Regions from separate parts of the Mus musculus genome. Here all the other regions are linked to region 2. The links are chromatin loops, found by intact Hi-C in ENCODE. Cell type or tissue: heart. All regions are shown on one strand. Each heading gives the region's core, and the rest is flanking DNA. Links, peaks and the distances in the headings are about the cores only.

The links. Hi-C counts contacts between places; a loop is a spot of excess contacts. Peaks named below come from ENCODE experiments on the same cell type or tissue, not always from the same donor. Only the 100,000 strongest peaks of a DNase experiment are listed, where the experiment ranks them.
Region 1: it touches region 2 in a loop (3-fold over the local background); 2 of 42 quality-filtered maps call a loop at or near these places.
Region 3: it touches region 2 in a loop (2.2-fold over the local background); 3 of 42 quality-filtered maps call a loop at or near these places.

Annotation. Positions count from the first base shown.
Region 1 is chr1:166,375,498-166,382,726 of GRCm38, forward strand. Tada1 (transcriptional adaptor 1) reads left to right here and starts at 3,670. Exons shown (of 8, transcript NM_030245.3): 1 at 3,670-3,979; 2 at 6,630-6,721; 3 at 6,900-6,965. The coding sequence starts at 3,906. In heart, for the core only: CTCF peaks have their summits at 3,393, 3,594 and 4,663; DNase peaks (open chromatin) are centred at 3,574 and 4,634; H3K4me3 peaks cover 2,386 bases; H3K27ac peaks cover 1,936 bases.
Region 2 is chr1:165,457,873-165,465,101 of GRCm38, forward strand. Dcaf6 (DDB1 and CUL4 associated factor 6) reads right to left here and starts at 2,591. Exons shown (of 19, transcript NM_028759.1): 1 at 2,259-2,591. The coding sequence starts at 2,355. Mpc2 (mitochondrial pyruvate carrier 2) reads left to right here and starts at 3,388. Exons shown (of 5, transcript NM_027430.3): 1 at 3,388-3,639. The coding sequence starts at 3,531. In heart, for the core only: CTCF peaks have their summits at 1,845, 2,739 and 3,369; DNase peaks (open chromatin) are centred at 1,779, 2,679, 3,289 and 3,969; H3K4me3 peaks cover 3,604 bases; H3K27ac peaks cover 2,966 bases.
Region 3 is chr1:165,732,184-165,739,412 of GRCm38, forward strand. No RefSeq gene overlaps it. Among named protein-coding and RNA genes, the nearest start is that of Gm46168, 16 kb to the right of the region's middle. In heart, for the core only: a CTCF peak has its summit at 4,175 (motif pointing left); a DNase peak (open chromatin) is centred at 4,128; H3K27ac peaks cover 708 bases.

The DNA of each region.
Region 1 (7,229 bases), core at 1,161-6,160, 920 kb after region 2:
CATAGTGGTTTCATAATTATTCCTATTGCATGTTGTTTATTTTATCAGGGAAAGAGCCTTTTAATTTAGACAAAAAAGGGGAATTGTTGAGGTTTGGTCTGTTGCTATGTATTGTAGTAGTAAATTCTGTTCCTGAAGGTTTACAAGTGAATTCTCATGTTTACCTGCTTGTGCTTTACAGCCTTGCTTCTTTTCTCTTTTCTTTCTTTTTTTCCTTTTTTCAAGAAAGGTTTTCTCTGTGTAGTCCTGGCTGTCCTGGAACTCACTCTGTAGACCAGGCTGGCCTTCAACTCTGAAATCTGCCTGCCTCTTTCTCCCACGATCTGGAACCAAAGGCGTGTGCCTCCACTGCCCAGAGCAACCTTGCTTCTTAATTTAAAACTATTTGGTTAAGGGCCGGGCGTGGTGGCGCATACCTTTAATCCCAGCACTCGGGAGGCAGAGGCAGAGACAGAAAGATTTCTGAGTTCAATGCCAGCCTGGTCTACAGAGTGAGTTCCAGGACAGCCAGGGCTACACAGAGAAACCCTGTCTCACAAAAACAAACCAAACCAAACCAACCAACCAAACAAAAACAAAAACAAAAACAACAACAAAAACAACTATTTGGTTAAATAAAATTGGCTCAGCCAATTTCTGGAGGGATTAGAGGTCGGCAGGTTTCAAGTTTACCTGGTGGGGGGTGGCAGAGGCAGAGAGAAGAAGGATTCAGGGGAGAGGGGGAAACCACCATGAGGGGAGATGGACCATGAGCAAGCACATGGCCAGGAGAAACAGCAAGTGTCTGGAGCACACTGCTGGGGAGGTAGCCAGGCCAGCAGAAAAGTAGGTAAGGGGCTATCTCCAGTGATTTTCAAAGCCAAGACTCAGTAGTCGGAGTCTCACTCATTTGTAAGCCTGACGGGGATACATTTAAATTGGTTTAACTACATAAAAAGAACCAGAAAAGAAGCCAAAAGATTAGAGCATATTGCCACAGTTAGTATGAGGCCAAGCAGAGAAATCTAGGAGAGGCCAAGAGAAAGAAGCCAGATTGAATCAGTCAGCTTGGAGAGCTGGAGCCAGAGCAGCTGAGTTGAACCAGCCAGCCAGAGTTCATAAAGAGCTGGAAAGCGTGAGCGCAGTCAGCAGTGAGCCTCAGAGGCTGAAATATTCTAGGCCTAGGTTAGCAGCTTTCAGGACTAGGCTTACAGATAGAGGCAGTCAGCCTCACAGACATCTGCATCAGATGAATAAAAGTTATTTTTACAGTGTGGCCTGGCCTACACAATAGTCCCAGTAGTTAGGATGTGGCCTAGCCTAAGAGTCTGTTGACAGATGAACAACCTATGTGTGTGTGTGTGTGTGTGTGTGTGTGTGTGTGTGTGTATATATATATATATATGTCATATATAAGTCATTCATATATATGAATACAAAGTGTGACAACACAGTTCAGTTGCATCTTGAGGACATACTATGTGAAATAAAGACACAACATTAAAAAAAGTATGCCACAATTTCATTCATAGGAGGAATTTAAAGTAATCAAATTCATAGAGTGAAAGGTTAGTAGGGGCTGGGAGAAGGAGAAATGGGAAGTAACTAAGTAGACTCTAGAGATCTTCTTATACATTGTTGTACACACAGTGATACACAGTTACAAAATCTGTTACAGGTAGATCTCTTGTTGTGTTCTTCCAAAAAATATGCTAAAGCAAAAACAATGCTGTTTAAGATGCTGAAAACTGAGAAATAAACAGAGACAAAGCTTTTATAAATATGCAAGTAAAATAGTTATATGAAATCAGGTGGTGAAAGGGCTCGGTGGTAATGGTGCTCCTCACCGAGCCTGATCACGAGCTCACTTGCTGGAACACACGTGGCAGAAGGGCAGACCTGAGTCCTTTGTTCTTTGACCTCACACGTGGGCTGTGACCCTTGAGTCCCTACACACATACGCATGTAAATAAATAAATGAATGAATAAATAATAGTAAATTAAAAGCTGCTATGAAAAATAAACCAGTGGGTATCTTCCTTTTTTGTTGTGTTGGCCTATGGAAATAAATTGCAGAAAGTGGGCAATATTTAAGAGTAATATTATCCGCCCCCAGTCACCCACCCTACTGGAAGGGACTGGGTATCAGGTGTGCAGCAGAGGCCGTTAAATGCACGTGATGAAAAGTGAGCAGCCTGACCACTTCTGCAAGCACCCGGAAGGCTGCTGGGTTTAAACTGGGGCTTCCTTTTGAATATAGGGAGGATTATTTTAAAAACTGGGAGGCGCTTGACCACAGGGACGAGACATTCATAACGATTCCTGCCACCCGATCCCATGATTCTCTTACAGGATTCTGTCCTAAAGTAATAATTACAAATGAGGAGAATCTGCATAAAGATGCTTGTTAAAATATTTCTTTTAATACAGGAGAAAACCCCAGTTTAATAGACAGGAAAGAAGTCATTGTATGCATCTTATCTGTGCAGTATTTAACAGGGCCCGCTGCTCACAACCACCTGTAAATTCACTCACAACGACATCTACCTAAAAACAAAATCTTTAAAAAATTATGCTGTCATTAAAAGTATGAACATTAGCCGGGCAGTGGTGGCACATGCCTTTAATCCCAGCACTTGGGAGGCAGAGACAGGTGGATTTCTGAGTTCAAGGCCAGCCTGTTCTACAAAGTGAGTTCCAGGACAGCCAGGGCTATACAGAGAAACCCTGTCTCAAAAAACAAACAAACAAACATGAACATTAAGGCAAAATAATAGCCTGGTGTCAGATAGCCAGGGCTACAAAGAGAGACCCTATTTCAAGAACAAACAAGCTGGGCATGGTGACCCATGCCTTTAGTCCCAGCCAGCACTAGAGGCAGTTGGATCTATGTGAGTTAAGAGGCCACTCTGTCAAAACGAGAGAGAGAGAGAGAGAGAGAGAGAGAGAGAGAGAGAGAGAGAGAGAGAGAGAGACTTTAAAAGTAGGCTTTAAAAAGTTTTAAGCTGAACACAGCTATGGCTTCCTAGTGTAGTATATATGTGCATATTCGAGTGTGAATTTGGAATTTGAGAGAGGACAAGCTAGCTTGTGGGTCCTTCCACTTGACCTTGACTTGAAACGAGGTTCTTTGCGTCTTTTCCTCTGTGGGTCAGGCTAACTAGCTGCTGAGACTCCTCCTGTTACCTCCCCTAGGACCTTTGGTAGTCCTGCTTGGGAATTATTTTTATTTGATCTGTCAATAGTGAATGTTCAGAACTTGAGTAACATAAATCCTGCCTTCAGGCAGCTCTCGTTTTAGTTGCAGGAGGCAGAAAACGAGATCGACCAACTAAATGTCACAATAGGTGGTGAGCACTTGGCAAAAAAATGAGGACAAGAGGATAAATTAGATATTGCATGCACTCGGGGACCTGAGCTCTTCCTTCTGGGAAGAGCTGACCTGCAGTCAGGGCGGGGCCTGGCCGGAGGGCGGGCGGGGCGGTCAAGTTCGCGCCCCGGGGGCCGCCGCGGGCGGGCAGGCGGGCGTAGGTTGGGCACGCGCCCACCAGGGGAAGCGGGTCACGTGAGCCAAGAGGCGGGAGTTGGCGAAGGGAGTTTGGCTGGGTGCTTTCCCAACTGCGAGACGGCGGGGCCAAGAACCAAACCCACGCAACGTCTCCCTAGCGGATGGGGGCGGGGCCGCCGAGCAGAGCCGAGCCGAGCCGAGCCGAGCGGAGCCGAGCCGAGCCGAGCGGAGCCGAGCCGAGCCGAGCCGAGCCGAACCGAGCCGAGCCGAGCCGAACCGAGCCGAGCCGAGCCGAGTGGAATCGAGTCGAGTCGAGCCTCCAGCGTCCGGCGCGCAGGCCTTCCGCCGCGTTGATCTTTCGGTTGCTGGTGGCCGTGGGCCGCGCGGTCTACGGTCGGGCTGAAAGACGCGCGCTGCAATGGCGACCTTTGTGAGCGAGCTGGAGGCAGCCAAGAAGAACTTGAGCGAGGCGCTGGGGGACAACGTGAAACAGTAAGAGCCGCGGGGACCAGCCTCCGGGCCTGTCCGTGGGTGTGCCCCAAGCTCGGGGCTGCCGTAGTCCCTGGACTCTCTTCACCTCCCGGAGGCCGTAGGCGTCTCGCGGCCGCCACGGCTCCCGTGCGGGCTCCGCCGGGACTCGAGGCGCTGGAGGACTTTCTCCTGGGCGTCCCGACACCGGTGATACCCGCGTGGGGGCGGGAGCAGCGCCCTAGGCGCCCCGGAGTCGGTAGAGCGGGGGGCGCGCCGGGGCGGGGTGGGGGGGCCCGGAGGGCTTCCCGGAGGCGGAGGCCCGCGTTGCTCAGGGGCCAGCTAGAAGAGCTGTGAAAGCGGGTTCGGAAGGCACAGAGACCCCAAGTGAAGTCGGTCGGTCACCCACCTTACAACCACAGCATCCAAGGGGGCGGCTGCCTAGCCGGCCGTAGGACGCCTTTCCCAGTGTTCCACACGGGCCAGCCAATCCTCAGACCTGAGATCGGCACAGTTCGTACTCGAGAGACAGAGATTACTTATTCCCCCAAAGTCACTGCCCAAGGATGGGACTGAGGCTTCTGGTTCCCGCCGTGTGATGCTTTTCAGGGGTTACTTGGAAAGTCCTCCCGTTCCCCACACCGCCGGGCTGTCAGCAGGGACTGGGGCAGAGTGACAGCTCTATAAGCAGTAGCCTGCGGCAGCCGGAGGAGGAGCCTCGATCTTTTGGGGGAACTTCAATTCTGGCAAACCCGTATTTCCTGGCACTGAAGTTGAAATGATTGACAAGAGCAGCCCGTGAAGCAGAGGTGGTGTTAATAGAAAGGCCGTCAGAAAAGCTTAGGTGCAAGCTCCTCGTCGGAACCCCTCTTTAAAAGGCTTTAAATAAATAAATAAATAAATAAATAATAAGTATTATTATTTGTAGATTTTTAAGCACCGGAATTAAAAAGAGATGCCCAGGGAAATAAGACATACCCAGATGTGGACTTCTCAATGGAGAGTCACAAGTTGTGCGTTTTGGCAGCTGTCTTGTTACACCCAAGAATTTTGTACAAGTTTCTTTTTCTTTTTTCTCTTTTTGCTGATGAGGTGGACAAGCTTATAAAGTCTGGTAGAGTAAAACCAGGCGACATTAAAGTTGCACAAGGGGTTTCTCTGTCCAGATGACCAGACAACTGCGGTTTTACAGCCTGGAAGCGAGAAGGAGGGAGGCCTTAGACAGAGATTGTTAGTTGTGTTGGAATTTTCGATGTTAGCTGGTAAGAGGCTGCAAGCTGAGTGGGGTGAGGGACTCTTTTGCGTTTTTTACGTTTGTGATGTTTTCAGTTTGATAGTCCTGCCTCAAGACTGTCACACCAAGCGCCATGGGTGAAGGACCACCTGAGATGCAAGGAGGAAATTAAATTAAATTTAAATAGGTAAAAATGGCAGCCTTTGGCTTCGTTAGAATGGTTGTGTACTTTTATAATACTGTTTGGTGAGGCTTACGGTTAAAAAGCCTATTGGGAGACTTGTCTCTTTTTCCACGCTCACAGGGTTTTGGAAGTGAATGGTTTCACACGGAGCTAAATCTGCAGGCTATGACTTGTGAAGGCCATGACTCTAACTCTGGCCAGAGTAACTGTGCCTTCCTTCCAGACTCACTTAGCAAACTCAGGCATGACAGAAACCTTTGCAGTCTTTGATCCATTTGTAATGGCCAGAGCTGACTGTGATGTTGCACAAATATGGGTGCTGATTCCAAATTTTATGTATCTGTCATGTGAAATTCACAAGTCTTTGTGTCAGGGACACAGTTAATGATGGGATTGTAATGCATTTCTGTTTCCGGTCTTCATTTTTAAAACCTGCCATCTTGGTTAAGCTTGCTTGTCTCTGGCCATTTCCTCTTAAGCAGTTTGCTTTTCGTTGTTCATCATGACCATTTAAATGGGATCCTGGGAGGTAGGTAAAACAAGGGTATACAGAGTGCATGGTGTGAATTGTTTACCATATGTCCAGCGGTCCAGATGTTAAAACCACAGGCTTTCAGTTACTCATATCCAGGAATACTTCCTTTCTGGCGAGTGATTAGAAAGGCAGCATTTCTGCCGATTTGAGCTCATCTGAACGGAAGCGTGGCACAGGAATAGGTGTTAGTCACCACTCTCCTCCTCATAAAACGTTCACGCTTAGGAGTAAGTCCGCCATGTTCTTTTAAGAAGGCGGCCAAGAGAAGGAAAGGCACAGGTGTGTCTGCACCAAGTCTGCCCTGAGTCCTCCTTTAGGGAGAAAGGATGTTTCTTGTTGCTCCTCTGCCTCTTTGGTGTGTTCATTTGCTAGGCACCACAGGCGAGTTGCTTAAACCACAGAAGTTACTCTTTTCACAGCTCTGGGGGTTGTAAATCCTAGGCCAGTATGCTGGACGGGTGGGTTTCTTCTGAGGCTCTCCTGGGACCTCTGCAAGAGTCTGAAGTATCTGTCCCCTCCTTTGCTGCTGACTAGACAGACTAGCTTAGGAGTCACCTCGTGGTCTCCTCCTAACCATCTTTAATATAGGCTTGGCCCAGAGCCACAAGTGCTTCTCAGCCCAAGACACCGGGGATTATAAATTTGTCTTCCCTGGGAGTGAACCCCGGGGCAGAGGCAGAAGCAGAAGTCTGTGGCTTTAATGTCATTTCTCCTTCTGCAGATACTGGGCCAACCTGAAGTTGTGGTTCAAGCAGAAGATCAGCAAGGAGGAGTTCGACCTTGAAGCTCACAGACTCCTCACACAGGACAATGGTAGATCTTCTCCCAGTTTCCCCAGATTTGCAATTAGTACTTTTGTGTTTGATGCTGTGTAAGAAAATCTTAACAATATTATGGTTACAAAGGTAACTGGGAAGACTGGTAGGGAGAGAGGGAACAATTTAAGTATTTCCGAGCTCCTCTGACTTGTGACAACCTTCCTTCCTTTCAGTGCATTCTCACAATGACTTCCTCCTGGCCATCCTCACACGTTGTCAGATTTTGGTTTCTACACCAGGTAAGGGGGTGGGAATGTTTCCAGTCTCAGGGAGGGGGGGGGGCGGGCTGGATATTTAACTTCCTTCATCAGACACCACTTAGGTTTACAAAGGAAATGTTCCACCACTACTACCACCACCAAATGTTGTGTAGGTGATGATTGTACACACACACACACACACACACACACACACACACACACTCTTCCTTGTGCTTAGTACTCTTACTCCCCACACAGCTTGTCACATTCTGATGACCAGGGTGGGAGTCAGGATTCAGACAG
Region 2 (7,229 bases), core at 1,006-6,005:
TCAACTAACTTTCTAAGTTCCTTGCACTTGGAATTTAAAAGGGTGTTTGTTTGTTTGTTTGTTTGTATGTTTGTTTGTTTTTTGAGACAGAGTTTCACTAAAAATCCTTCAAACTAGCAGCAAGTCTCCTTCCTCATCAAAAAAGGCTTTATGAGAAAGGTCATCCTCCCCCCCCCCACACACACAAAGAAACTTATTAGGTATCAGATTCATTAGACTGCCTGCCCATAGGTTTTATTTCAAAGATGACCTTAAACAGGTGATCCTACCAGCCAGCCCTTTACCTTGGAAGTGCTGGGATTACAGGATTACAGATGTCTGCCATCTAACCCAGGAAAAATCGCTTTTAAAGAAGTGCTGAAGTATGCATCATTGTTACACTTCAATTACTTAAAGCTAAACATAGTGGCAAACATCAGTAACTCCAGAACTTAGAAGACTAAGGCAGTTCTTAGTCTTAAAGAGTTTTCTCTTTGCAATGTCAGAGTCTAGAGAACAAACTGAAGCAGCAGAGGCTTGGTAGCTGGCACCCTCACCCGCTGAGCCATCTCGAGAGCCCCACTGACCATGTTCTCATTACCTTTATTATACACAGCCAAACCCAATTGAAATAAGACTAAATTATAACTTCACTCACACAAAACTTTAGCATTTGCTTTATTAAGGTAAAAGTCTGTTTTTTCTACACAAACTAAATTTTAAAATAAACTTTCACACCTCTTTTAAGACAAGGATTTTAAAAAGGACTTTACAAATATTAAAAACAAGCAGTCTAGGTACTTACTACAACATATGTAAATGATGTTTGCACAGTCATGACAGTGAACACATATTACAGAAAAGGGGACAGGGTCAGGTGAAAATTTACAGTGTAATCCCAGCTATCAGGAGAATGAGATAAAAGTTAAGGCTAGTCTGGACTATATAAGGAGTCTCTTTCAAATAAAAATTAAAGAGACTAAAACTTAGAACATTAAAATTCTTCATTAAGTACTATGTAATGTTTTACACACATTTTTATGTCTAAAAGGATCTCCAGACGCAGTGAAGAAAAAAGCAAGGGAGAAAAATGCTTTCACCACCATGCATCCGGTTTTCATTCACACACATGTAGGGTGCACATACAGGCACTAGTATTTATATATGTATGCATTTCTAAGAAGGAAATAAATCAAGGAAAATAATCACAAAACAGAAACATTTCTAGGGGCAGTGGCATGAAATCCAAATGGGACCGATTCTGGGACTTCTGCTTTTTTGTATTTAATTCTTACAATGATAACATTCATTTAAAAACATTAAAACGCACACCTAGGCGTCCTTTAAGCAATTTACAGCCAGTAGTATTGGCTGTAATGAGATTTCATTTCTTTCTATTTTTGTTGTTAGTAAAAAAAAAAAAAAAAATGACAGCAACAAATCGCTTCACTTGGCAAAGAAATGACAGAGTTGGGGGGAGGAGGCACTTTGAAGAAACAGGACTTTTTAGTTGACTCTGGCATGACCCAACACACTCAACAAAACTCACGGTACACAGAACGAAAAAGGTGGAACCCTGCGTCCACAGTCCTGAAGGTTGTTTTTAGAAAGCTTAACTAAGAAACAGAAAATGCCAAGTGTGTTTTCCAGGGGTGGGAACAGGAACGTGAAACCTTACACCACCTAAAAGAGGTCTACGGGACTGACAGCAGGCTGGACCTGGGAAGGCGCGGGGGTGGGGAGGGCTCCGCGATCTCTTTTAGGTTTGGGCTAAGCGCCACGGTTTACAGCGAGCCCGGCTGGGGTGTCAAGTCCCTGAGGGTGGTCAACAGCGTCTCTCTCGGGCGACATCTAACCCCTTGCGGAAGCCGAAGAAGAAGGTGGACAAGCAACACCTTGAGGTCTTCGGCTGAGCGGGGACAGCTCCGGAGAAAAGCAAAAGCGCCAACTTTGGCGTTCAACGTGGCATCTCCGTAAGGCTCGCGGAGTCTTCTCCGGAGTCCCAGCCCACGAGCGACCCCAACACCTTTCCGGGCTTAGTGCCGCCTCCCCACGGCCCGGCTCTCCGAGGGAAGCCCAGCTTGAGCCGCGCCTGGCAGCTTGCAAAGGGGACCCCGACCTTAGGAGGAGCGGGCGCGGATCGCCGTCATCCCACCTGAGACCTAGCCTGCGGGGCGCCCCGGTCGGGGCTCGGTCCGGTCGCCAACAGCCCCGGCGGCGCCCCCTCCCCCACCTCTGGGCGGCGACCTCAGCGCCGCCGCCCCGGGGCCCCCGCTCACCCAGGTAGCGGCTCCTCAGCCGGGACGGGTCCTCCAGCCCAAGGGACCTTTTCCTCACGTCCCACAACAGGTGCGGGCAGGAGCCACTCCGAGCCATGGCTCCGCAGGGGCTGGGGTGGGAAAGGGGAGACCACCGCGGGGGGTGGGGAGGGGAAGAGAGGGAGGGGACAGGCCGATCAACACCCGAGCGGCACCAGCACCATGCGCGCGCCCCGGGGCCTCGCCGGCGCCGCGACTCAGAGGGCGGCAGCCACGGCCGCGCCTTCTCCCCGGGAGCGGAGAGGTACCCGGGCCACGGCTCGCCTCATACTCTCCTCAGACTACCCAGAACATCTAGAGATCGGCAACAGTCCCCTCCCTCGACCCCCCTCCCGCGGGAGGCGGAGGCGAAGGCGGAGGCGGCCGCGAGCTCCTCCCTCTCCTCCCTAGACCACGCCCCCTCCCGGCCCTTCTCGCGAGAGGATGCACACGGGCAACAGAAGCCGCTGTGCGTCACGATTGCCCTCACCCTAGGAGAGGAGCTTGAGGGCGCTCTAGCCTACTCCTTAATGGATTGGAGAGGCATGACGGAAGCCGCTGAGGTTGTCTTGCTCACGCCTCTCGAGTCAAAGGAAAAAACCGGGCGTGATGACCCATGCATGCAATCCCAGCAGTCGGGAGGCTGGACCATAGCGAGATCCAAGCCAGCCTGGGGTACACAGCGAAGACACCGACTCAAAAACAATAAGTAAATAAGAGGAAGTCCGACAGGTATCCAGCGTCATCTTCAGTTCGGGAGAGGGAAGCCCAGAAAGCTTATTAGTCAAAGTGAGGGACCGGGCGGAAGTGCGGCTTCAGGTTCCCCTCTCCAACATGGCCTCCAGGGCCGGAAGGAGATGATTTCTGGCCACGCCTCTTCCGCTCTGTGAGGCCAGCCAATTAGAGCAGGCCGTTAAGCTTGCGCAACGCCTCGCCCGCCTAGCTCTAGCGGCCCCAGCACGGCGACCTCTGTAGCACCTGTTGCCATGACTCCTCCCCCTCGGTCTCCCCAACCCGCTCGCAGGAGGCGGGCCGGGGCGGGCTTTTGCTGAGCTCCGCCCCCCTGAGCCTTTGCGGGACTCGGCCTCTAGGTGCTTCACCTCTGGCTGCCAGAGCCGGGGAAGGGCGCCCTAGGGCAGAGGCGGACGCCCCAGCGCTGCAGAGAGAAAGTGACGAGCCGCCCTTCGTTGTCAGCCAGGAACGCGGACACAGCGGCGCTCCCACCCTGCTGCTGTCGATCCCTAGGCCGCCGCGATGGCAGCTGCCGGCGCCCGAGGCCTGCGGGCCACCTACCACCGACTCATGGATAAAGTGGAGTTGTTGCTGCCAAAGAAATTGAGGCCGCTTTACAACCACCCGGCAGGTAATGAATCCTGAACGGCTCGCACGGAGATCGTTCCTCTCCCTCCGAAACCGGGACATTAGAGGCCCTGTGACAGTTGAGTTGCTACCGGAATCCCAGAGCCCTCATCTCGCCACTGAAGGGAATCCATCAATTCTCCTAGTCTTTCACCTTGTTTCATCTTAGGTCTCTTTCCAAAAACCGAGTATCAGCACCCAGTGCCCTTGTTGACTTTTGATGTCTTCGCTCCCTTAAACACTGCTCACACTCCCGACCTCTCCTCCAGACTTGAACCTTACTTAACTCCTGAGAGCCACGAAGGGGTCTTGGGCCACCATGAAACCCTCCTTCTCCTCCCCTTTCTCCCTCCGTGAATTTCTAACGCACACGTGGGGTAGAGCTGAAAAGGTGTCTGTCTGGTCTCAGCAGAGGGTTTGGAGTAAAGGTCATACTTTAGTTCCTCTTGGCAGAGGCCTGCTAAGTGAGCCCTCCCCAAAATTGGACGCTCCCCACCCCCATCCCCTTCCCCTTCCCGGTTCAGTCAATGTCAACCTGGTTCCATAGACCCAGTATAATAAGCCAGTCATTATGCAATCACTGACCAGGTTATATCTGTGTTTTATGTGGGCAGATATGAATACAGTTCTGTTCCACCGCTCACCAAGATGTGACCTTGGGCAAAATTCTATACCTCTGTCTTAATTCATATAAAATGTATTCAGTGTGAAAATCAAAAATAACATATGCTTGATTCTTTGAGGATGTTAGCTGTCACAAGTACTGGATAAGAATTCTTGTAGTTAAAATAATTCTTTAAGAAACTGGAAGGCCCCTGTCCCTCTAGCTCTTTATCACAGTTATTAAATTAGTTTATTTCTAATACAAAATGGGTGATAGTAATACTTGGGTGAGGACTAAAATCTGATTATATTATGAAGTCTTTCAAGCATAAAATTGAGCAAATAGAAAAATTTACTCACAGTGGAAAAATGGAGTTGCTAACAAAAAAGTGAACTTTGCCTTTACATAGATTAAATCCATAGTCTACAATTGATATTAGAAAGATTTAGTTCTGTTTGTTTCTTTGTTTGTTTGAGACAGCGTCTCTGTATAGCCCAGTCTGTCCTGGAATTCAGCTCTATAGACCAGGCTGGCCTTCAACTCAGAAATCCACCTGCCTCTGCCTCCCAAGTGCTGGGATTAAAGGTGTGGGCCACCATGCCCAGAGGAAGGTTTAGTTCTAAGGGATGAGGCAGTTCTCTAGAGCCTGGGCTGGTTATTAAATCTGGTGTCCACTCTAATAACAGAATGGTCTATACCTCTGCATAGATGGTAATTTTAACACTTAATGGCATTACTGCAGTATGAAAACCATTATAAAACTTGTTTTAAGGAACTTTATTGATGAAGTTTGTTTAGTTACCTATTAGTTTTTACATTTTTCTGCTTTGTTATGTTTTATGGCAGAGATTTTCAGAAGATAATAATTTGACAATCTATGTAATGATCAGAATGTTACAAAATCAACTGAGGTCTTTGGCAATTCTTACCCTCCAGCTTTGGAGTGAGGACAGTGTGGAGCAGGCTCAGTTTTAAAGCACTTAAGCTAACAGAGAATTGGAAAGTAGTCTTTTGTTGATCTTTTTCAAGACCCTGGCTTTTAGCCACTTGTAATTATTGTTTATAGTACTTAAACTGTACAGAGTATTTTGTGCATTTCATCCGGAAGTCTTTGGGTTAATTCTGTTTTAAGTGTAATAAAAGGAACACAGAGTTGGAAGACAGAGGCAGGTTAAATCTTGACTTTAACGAATTCCCCAAACCTTAGGAATCTTTTTGTTTGGTTAGTTGGTTATTTGTTTTGTGTTTTGTTTTTGGTTTGGTTTGGTTTTCAAGGCAAGATATCTCTGTGCAGCCCTGGCTGTCCTGGAATTAGCTCTGTAGATCAGGATGGCTTCAAACTCAGAGATCTGCCTACCTCTCCCTCCTGGGTGCTATGATTGAAAGTGTGAGCCCTCACTGCCTGGGTGCAAATCTTTTAAAATTAAAAATGATTGTGAAAAATTAAATGATTGTAATATCTGTAAAGCATGTACAAAAGTATTTGTTTTACAAATCAGAACGAACTTTCTCTTCCAAATAAAGGGTTTAGGGCTTTTGATGTTGTTATTGTGTTGTTTGTTTGTTTTTGAGACAAGGTCCCTTCTATCCCAGTTTGACCTTGAACTTGAGGTCTTGTTTGTTGCTGTTTTGCTTTTTTAAAATTAGATCTTTACTGGAGTGGTGGCATACTTCTTTAATCCCAGCACTCCGGAGGCAGAAGCAAGCAGATCTCTGTGAGTTTGAGTTCCAGGATAGCCAAGGCTGTGAAACAGGAAAAAAACAAAAACAAAAAACAAAACAAACAAACAAAAAAAAAACTGTCTCCAAAAACAAAGAATGAATCTTATTACATTCTCCTGGCTGTCTTTAAACCTGCTATATAGAATAGTCTGACGTCAAATTCAAGAGAAATCTTCCTGCCTCGGCTTCCCTAGTGCTGGAATTAAAGGTTCATTAATTCAGGACCATTAACCAGGACCAGACCCCTTATGTTTTCAGAGCAAGCACTCTATAACCAAGCTACATCTCTAGCAATTAAGTTTTTTAATAATATGTGAAGATGCCTACCACTAAAAACGTATTTGTGATTGAAAAGTTGTAAGCCCAGCAATATAGACATGAACAAGCATGAAAAATATGACTGATGACTGTCTAATGTTTGAACAAAAATCTGAGAAAACAGATTATTATTCTACTCATTACCCAGAATGAATAGTCCCTTTGAATACTATTGTACTTTAGTATTTGGTATTGAATAACCTTCTAAGTATTAGACTACATTCATATACAAGGTTCTATTAAAAAGTTATGAAAGGTTAGAATATTAGCAGTCAGAAAGTATATGTTGCTTATTATAAAATTTTAAATTTATTTTTTGTTATTGACAAATATTTATAAAGAGGTAACAAGAATATGTTCTATTTAGATATTTATTGTAGTTGGAATACTATGTGGCCTGGAATTTTGAGGCCATTGTCATCTGTTTGCTTGTATAAGTCATGTGCTATGATATAGCATGATTGCCTCTGTAGGAAAATAATAAAAAATAACTAAATTGGATTCCTAGACAAGTTCCTCAGCTCATATAAGGGCTGTCATTTAACCCGCCGTCTAGCTAACTAGATAGAAAGCATGTTGCTCCAAACAAGCCAGTTGTGTAACTATGCTCTAGGCATTTGCCAGATCTTAACATTAAGGGTACGTTGCACAATGTTTACTTAATGCTTAGTTGTCTGTATGATTTGAATGTCCTTTAACTCTTTAAATATTGAGACTTAATCCTTATTGTGAGGCATTAAGTAACTGGAAATATAATCAGTCAAAGGTGTTTGGAGGTAGAAACTTTGGCAAGTAATTAGAATGAAATTAATTTCATAGGGTAAAGTGCCTATGACTGAGTCCTAGTGACTTCGGGACAGAGACTATGCATATACCTAAACGTATCCTTTTCCCCTCTTGCTGAGTAGGATGCTCTGCCCTATCTCAGATATCTGTCAGCAAGAAGGCCA
Region 3 (7,229 bases), core at 1,087-6,086, 270 kb after region 2:
CTGACCTCCATGTGCACAATATAGTATGTATGTACCTCCATTCATGCACATCAACATTTACACACACACACACACCACACGAACACACACACACACACAGAGAGCAGAATATTTACTATGAGGTGGCTGCTCTGTATCTCAAAGCACTTAAGCCCATACATGTTAGTCTTCTTTAAAAAATATAATTGAATTTTAATTTTATGTCCATTGGTGTTTTGCCTGCATATATATCAGTGTGAATGTGGTGGACCCCTGGAACTGGAGTTACAAACAGTTGTGAGTTGTGAGTCCTGGCAATTGAACCCATGTCCTCTGAAAAATCAGCTCTTAACCACTGAGCCATCTCTGAAGCCGTTGTTGTTGTTGTTGCTGTTGCTGCTGCTGTTGTTGTTGTTGCTCTTCTTCTTCTTCTTCTTCTTCTTCTTCTTCTTCTTCTTCTTCTTCTTCTTCTTCTTCTTCTCCTCCTCCTCCTCCTCCTCCTCCTCCTCCTCCTCCTCCTCCTCCTCCTTCCCCCTCCTCATTAAAAATTCCTTAATTTTTTTTCAGTGTCTTTTTTATTAGATATTTTCTTTATGTATATTTTAAATGTTATCCCGAAAGTTCCCTATACCCTCCCTCAGCCCTGCTCCCCTACCCACCCACTCCCACTTCTTGGCCCTGGCATTCCCCTGTATTGGGGCATATAAAGTTTGCAATACCAAGAGGCCTCTCTTCCCAGTGATTGCCGACTAGGCCATCTTCTGCTACACACGCAGCTAGAGATATGAGCTCTGGGGGTACTGGTTAGTTCATATTGTTGTTCCACCTATAGGGTTGCAGACCCCTTCAGCTCCTTGGGTGCTTTCTCTAGCTTCTCCATTGGGGGCCCTGTGTTCTATCTTATAGATGACTGTGAGCATCCACTTCTGTATTTGCCAGGCACTGGCATAGCCTCATATGAGACAGCTATAACAGAGTCCCTTCAGCAAAATCTTTCTGGCATATGCAATAGTGTCTGGGTTTGGTGGCTGATTATGGGATGGATCCCCGGGTGGGGTAGTCTCTGGATGGTCCATCCTTTCGTCTTAGCTCCAAACTTTGTCTCTTAACTCCTTACATGGGTATTTTGTTCCCTATTCTAAGAAGGAATGATGTATCCACCCATTGGTCTTCCCTCTTCTTGATTTTCTTGTGTTTTGCAAATTGTATCTTGGGTGTTCTATGTTTCTGGGCTAATATCCACTTATCAGTGAGTGCATATCTAATGACTTCTTTTGTGATTGGGTTACCTCACTAAGGATGATATCCTCCAGATACCTCCATTTGTCCAAGAATTTTGTAAGTCCATTGTCTTTAATTGCTGAGTAGTGCTTCATTGTGTAAATGCACCACATTTTCCATATCCGTTCTTCTGTTGAGGGACATTTGGGTTCTTTCCAGCTTCTGGCTATTATAAATAAGGCTGCTATGAACATAGTGGAGCAGGTGTTCTTATTACCAGTTGGAACTTCTTCTGGGTATATGCTCAGGAGAGGTATTGCTGGATCTTCCGGTAGTATTTGTCCAATTTTCTGAGGAACCTCCATACTGACTTCCAGAGTGGTTGTACAAGCTTGCAATCCCACCAGCAGTGGAAAAGTGTTCCTCTTTCTCCACATCCTCCCCAGCATCTGTTGTCACCTGAAGTTTTGATCTTAGCCATCCTGACTGGTGTGAGGTGGAATCTCAGGGTTGTTTTGATTTGCATTTCCCTGATGATTAAGGATGTTGAACATTTTTTCAGGTGCTTCTCAGCCATTCGGTATTCCTCAATTGAGAATTCTTTGTTTAGCTCTGAACCCCATTTTTAATGGGGTTATTTGAATTTCTGGAGTCCAGCTTCTTGAGCTCTTTGTATATATTGGATATCAGTCCCCTATCAGATTTAGGATTGGTAAAAATCCTTTCCCAATCTGTTGGTGGCCTTTTTGTCTTATTGACAGTGTCTTTTGCCTTACAAAAGCTTTACAATTTTATGAGGACTCATTTGTCAATTCTTGATCTTACTGTGCAAGCCATTGCTGTTCTGTTTAGGAAAAAAATTCCTTAATTTTTTATTCCTGGTACCACTACCACAATTTACAGGACAATATGCCTGATGTAATGAAGAGAAAGGTACTGTTGTACCAGATAAAAGGCCTCGGGGATATACATCTAATTGACACTACATTGCATTAATAAACAGCTGCACATTTTGCAAACTACACTATGATAGACCTAAGCTTCCTGTTTAAGTTGCAGTGATGTTTCTGACTATGGATCATCGCTCCCTCTGTGGCAGACTTTTACAGTTCCTCTAAGGCATGCGGAACAACTATCTCAAAGTAACCTATGGCTTTCCTGACAACCCCTCACTTTCTCTCCTGCTAAGAACTATAGCCCTTTTCTACTGTTTGTAAAACCTTCTGCTACCAAGTCCACCACTTCTACCATCAGACCTATAGCCACTGCCATGGGGACTGCCTGAGCTTCTTCCACCAAAACTAACCCACCCCTGGATCCGTGCCATTATCCACTCTAAGTTCCAAAGTCATTATAGTTCCTACCACCACCACCACCACCACCACAGTCACCTCCACCAAAGTTCCCTCCATTGTAACCGTTACATCCTCCTCCACCACCTCGGTCTCCATATCCTGGTCCACCACCATTGCCTCCTCTACTATTGTAACCATGACCACCACCACAGTTACCACCATCACCTTCAAATCCTTTATATCCACCATCACCACTTCTGTAACTACCTCTGCAGCCACCATCTCTGCCACCATAGCCTCCTCTTCCACCAAAGTTTCCACCAAGACCAAAATTGCCTCCAAAGTTTCCTCACTGACCCACAAAGTTGCCACATCCTCCTCCCCAACCCTCTACGATCCTGCAGACTGCATCTCTCCTTCGCAATTATGCCCATTGACAGACTCTTTGTGGTCAGCAGGTGCATCTCTTGTTTAGAAACAGCTCTTTCCACTTCACAATTACACCCATTGACAGTGTGGTATTTCTGAACAATTTTATCAACTCTGCCATGATCATCAAAAGTTACAAAAGCAAATCCTCTTTTTTTCCCCACTCTTTGACTTCTATGATGTAGATGGCTTCTGCCATACTTTTCAAAGTAGTCTCTTAGATTATACTCTTCTGTATTTTCCTTTATACTACCAACATTTTCTTTCACTGTTCAACAAGTACCATGGCTTTTGGCCTCTCTAGAAATGGCGCCTCGGTTCCACCCCAGTCATCAGCTTTGGGAGGGGGGTGGGGGGAACACTCACCGCAGCATCAAGAGATAAGGTCAGGAGCCTTAAGCCTCTGGAACGTCTTGTTGGGGATTCCTCATTATCACACAGTCTCTAATAGTGCCCCGTTTCTCAAAATGTTCTCTTAAGTTATTTGTGGTTCCGAAGCTCAGACCACCAAAAAACAGCTTTCTCAGCTGCTCTGGTTCCTTTGGATCATGGCCTCCATTTTGAGTCCAGACGTGCCTCTTCCAACGCGAATTCCCCTGTTGGTTTTCTTTGGTCCAGTAAAATCCGTGCAGTAGAACACAACCCACTCACTTGCTTAACGGTGGTTGAGTTCACTGGCCCTCTGTGTTCTGAGTCCCTGGCAGGTATGACGTGCTGTGACCCGATGCTTCGGATGGATACTTGTGTGGGCCCACCACAGCATCATGGGATGACACTTCCATTTTAAAGGTTTATTTATTTTTATTTTATGTTTATGAGTGGTTTGACTACCTATGTATGGATACCTTACGCATGTAGTGCTTGCAGAAACCAGACGAGGTTATCAGATCCTCTGGAACCCTCCATGTGGATACTGGGAATCAAACTTGAGTCTCGGCCAGAGCAAAAAGTGCTTTTAACTGCTGAGCCATCCGTACAGCTCCAATACTTCCGTTTTAAGCCAAGAAATATTCTAGGTCGTTTATCTTTTATTCTAGTTTAGATCCTGAAACTGATGTTTTGACAATACTGGTTCTGTCTCTGCACAGACGTCCTTGTTTGGGGAGGCTCCAGCTACAGTCTGGACTGGAGTGTCGAAACATGCCTCACTGCGGAAACCTGCGACTCTGAGACAGCAAACTTCTCCCATCCATGAGTTCACAGATCATTTGCAAGACTGTTGCAAGCTATAGAAACAGCGCCCTCTTGTGACCAGAGCATGCCACACAGTCTCCAGAGAAAGACGCTTCAGTCTTAGAACTGTGGCGATCTCTGCCCCCACAACTCACTCTCATTTTTCTTCCCTTCTCTCTTCCTGTATTTATTTTGAGGCAAGGTCTTGCTGTATAAATATAGAACTCACAAAATAACTCAGGCCGATCTCAGATTCAAACTCATTATCCTCTTGCCTCAGCCTCCAAAGAGCCAGGATCATAGGTTTGCCCCAAGTCTGGCATCCCTCTGTTTCAACAGTGTTCAAAGTAAGACTGGTGACGTAATTCCGAAGCAAGGTTCATTAAAGCATCCGAGAGAGCAGTCAGTCAATCCCAGGGAGGCTACTGTCTCCCTGTTTCCAAAGTAGAGTCTAGACCTGCTTAAAATGTTTAAATGAGCGAGCCACACATTCTCAGGAAATCCATCAAACAAAGATTTATTTCTCTTGACTGGGCTTTTGATAAACGTGACAGAATGCAAACATGCAATCTCTTGATAAAGGCCCTGCTGCTGACAAACAGTAAGATTGCTGTCCTTTAAATAAATGAGAAGGACGAAGGGACAAAACAGCTCAGAAGGTTTAAAAAAAAAAAAAAGGTCCTTGCTGTCGGAGCCTGAAGACCTGGGTTGAGGACCCAGTTTCAACACCTGGTGATCCCATGTTAAACGTTAGAGACAGAAGCCCTCATCTGTAACCCCAACGTTCCGTTTGAGAGATGAGAGCTGGTGACAGAGCTGGCTGGAAGCTCTTAGGCCAGCTAGCTAGGAGTACTCAGCTTCACTCCATCAGAGAACATAAGACAGAGCCTGCATCGATAAGGTGGAAGGAGAGAGCTGTCTCCCCAAAGCTCTCCTCTCGCCGGTCGCGTGCGCTGGCATTTGAGAAAATTATTTACCTAGATGCATGACTCACAGTGCCAACTTCAGAAGAAGAAAACTCAACAGAAGGAGAAAACTAGGCCCAAATCTCCTGTTGGTGCTACTGGAATCTTTTGATACCTCATCTCACAATGTAGCCCAGGCTCGCCTCGAACTTGATAGCCTCCTGCTTAGCCTCTCAGAGAGCTGTAGCTACAGATGCTCCCAGCACGCCTGGCTTCCAAGTCCCTTTGAGAAAAAGAGTCAGTGAATCCTGTAGCTCGTGAAAGAAAGGGAGACATCAAAGGGATTCTCAAACAGCAGTGTTCTGGGACAGCCTTTATTTATTATAGATGCAGCCTCACCCACAGATCTGACGCCATTAATCTGGGCCTGAGGAATCCACCCCCTCCAGAAGGAAGCTGAATTTTCAATAACTGCTCAGGGAATAGTTTAGAAAGGGGATGTTGCCACAGCAAGTCTGTGATGATTTGAGCAGGGTAGAGAAGTGAGATCAGATGCCATTGCTCACAAGGACAAACATCTCCGAGCAAAACGCCTTGATATATGTTTATTTTAAGCTGTGGTTTCTTTCTTTTTAAAAATAGACTATCTTTTATTTATTCTTTGACAATATCATACATGTAAACAATGTATCTTGGTTGTATACATTCTCCCCCCTTCCTTCTCACTACCCCTAGGCATCAGGCACCCCAGCACACCCCCTCCCTACTTCAAGTCCTTTTTAAAAAACTATTGTCTGTAAGAACCAATGTGATTTTAGAGCAAATTGAAGCCACCAGATCCGTTAGGAGTTTATGTGGCCTTGTGTGGTTTGGAAAGCATCGATTGCCTAAGACAAAGGTTCCTCCTTCCTTTTTTGTTACCATATGTGCTGTGCTGTTCAATCTACAAAGAGAGTAGCCTTCGTTTGGGCTACTGCTTAAGATTAGACTCTCTTTGATTAGACCATTCTCTTGTAGACAAGACTTGTTTCAGATTGGACTAGCATCTGATTAGGACAGGAGAGATCAAAACTCTTGTGAGTGAAATGGACCCACTCTTGGAAAATGACCCCAGGAGTTCATTGTTCTTTATTATGCAGCACCTGTTTTTATGTTATGTGTATGAGGGCTCCCCTACATGTGTGTATGTGCACTACATACATACTATGTGCATACCTGGTAACCTCAGTTCAGAAGAGAGCTTCGGAGTCCCTAGAACTGGAGGTAAAATTGGTGTGGTCACCACGCAGATGCTGGAAACTGAACCCAGGTCCTCTGCAAGAGCAGCAAATGCTCTTAACCACCGAGGCACCTCGGAAGGTCTTCCCATGGAGCTTTCTGTTTTCACGGTGCTTCCATATTGATGCCCGTAGCAGGAGGTGATTTTTGTTGTTGTATGATGTTCCTCTCGGTGAAAATGTCCCTCTTGCTGAGGAAAGTTGAGCAGGTTCTACTCGGTCATATTCTGTTTTTTTTTTCTACTACAAAGGCTGAGCAAAGCCCTCTCTAGAATGCTATTCGAATTATGAGGACAACTAGGTCTAAGTATAGAAGATAATTGCAAATTGTTTTCCTCAGTGGCCAAGCCCATTTACATTCTCACAATGATGCAGGATACAAGGTTGGCATTTGGTCTAGTCAGACTGTCATCTTTCCCTCCTGCTGGGCCCAAAGCCCCTGCTCTTATTTCTGTAATTCAGGGTATTGGCTTGGTGTCTTTCCACAGTAGCCTCACTCTGAATTTTAAGGTGAAACAAAACAAGAAACAAAACATCTCAAGTGACTAAGAACCAACCTTCAGTGGGCACAACTTTGATCTGTAAACTGTCCTGGTCAAAGGATCAAAGGCTGAAGAAGAGAGAATAAATCCTGGTGCAGACAAAGTTCCTCAAAGGATGTTAAATTTACAAGCCGTGAAGTGTGGACTAGAAAACCAGGTGCTTTAGCTAAGGACTGTTGGTATGGGAAACCCAGGCTCATCAAGGATGAAAACCAACCCCAGCCATCAGGGAATTTTTGTAAACAGATACCTCCCAGGCCTAGTGGGATGATCACACACTTACAACAGGCTGTGTTGCAAAGGGGAACAAGTGTCTTTGACCAAGAGTGCCCCTCTTGCTATGACCAAGAGTGTCCCCTTGCTAATCTGTTCCATGAACTGTTCCTGAGAATCTATAACTTGTTCTCC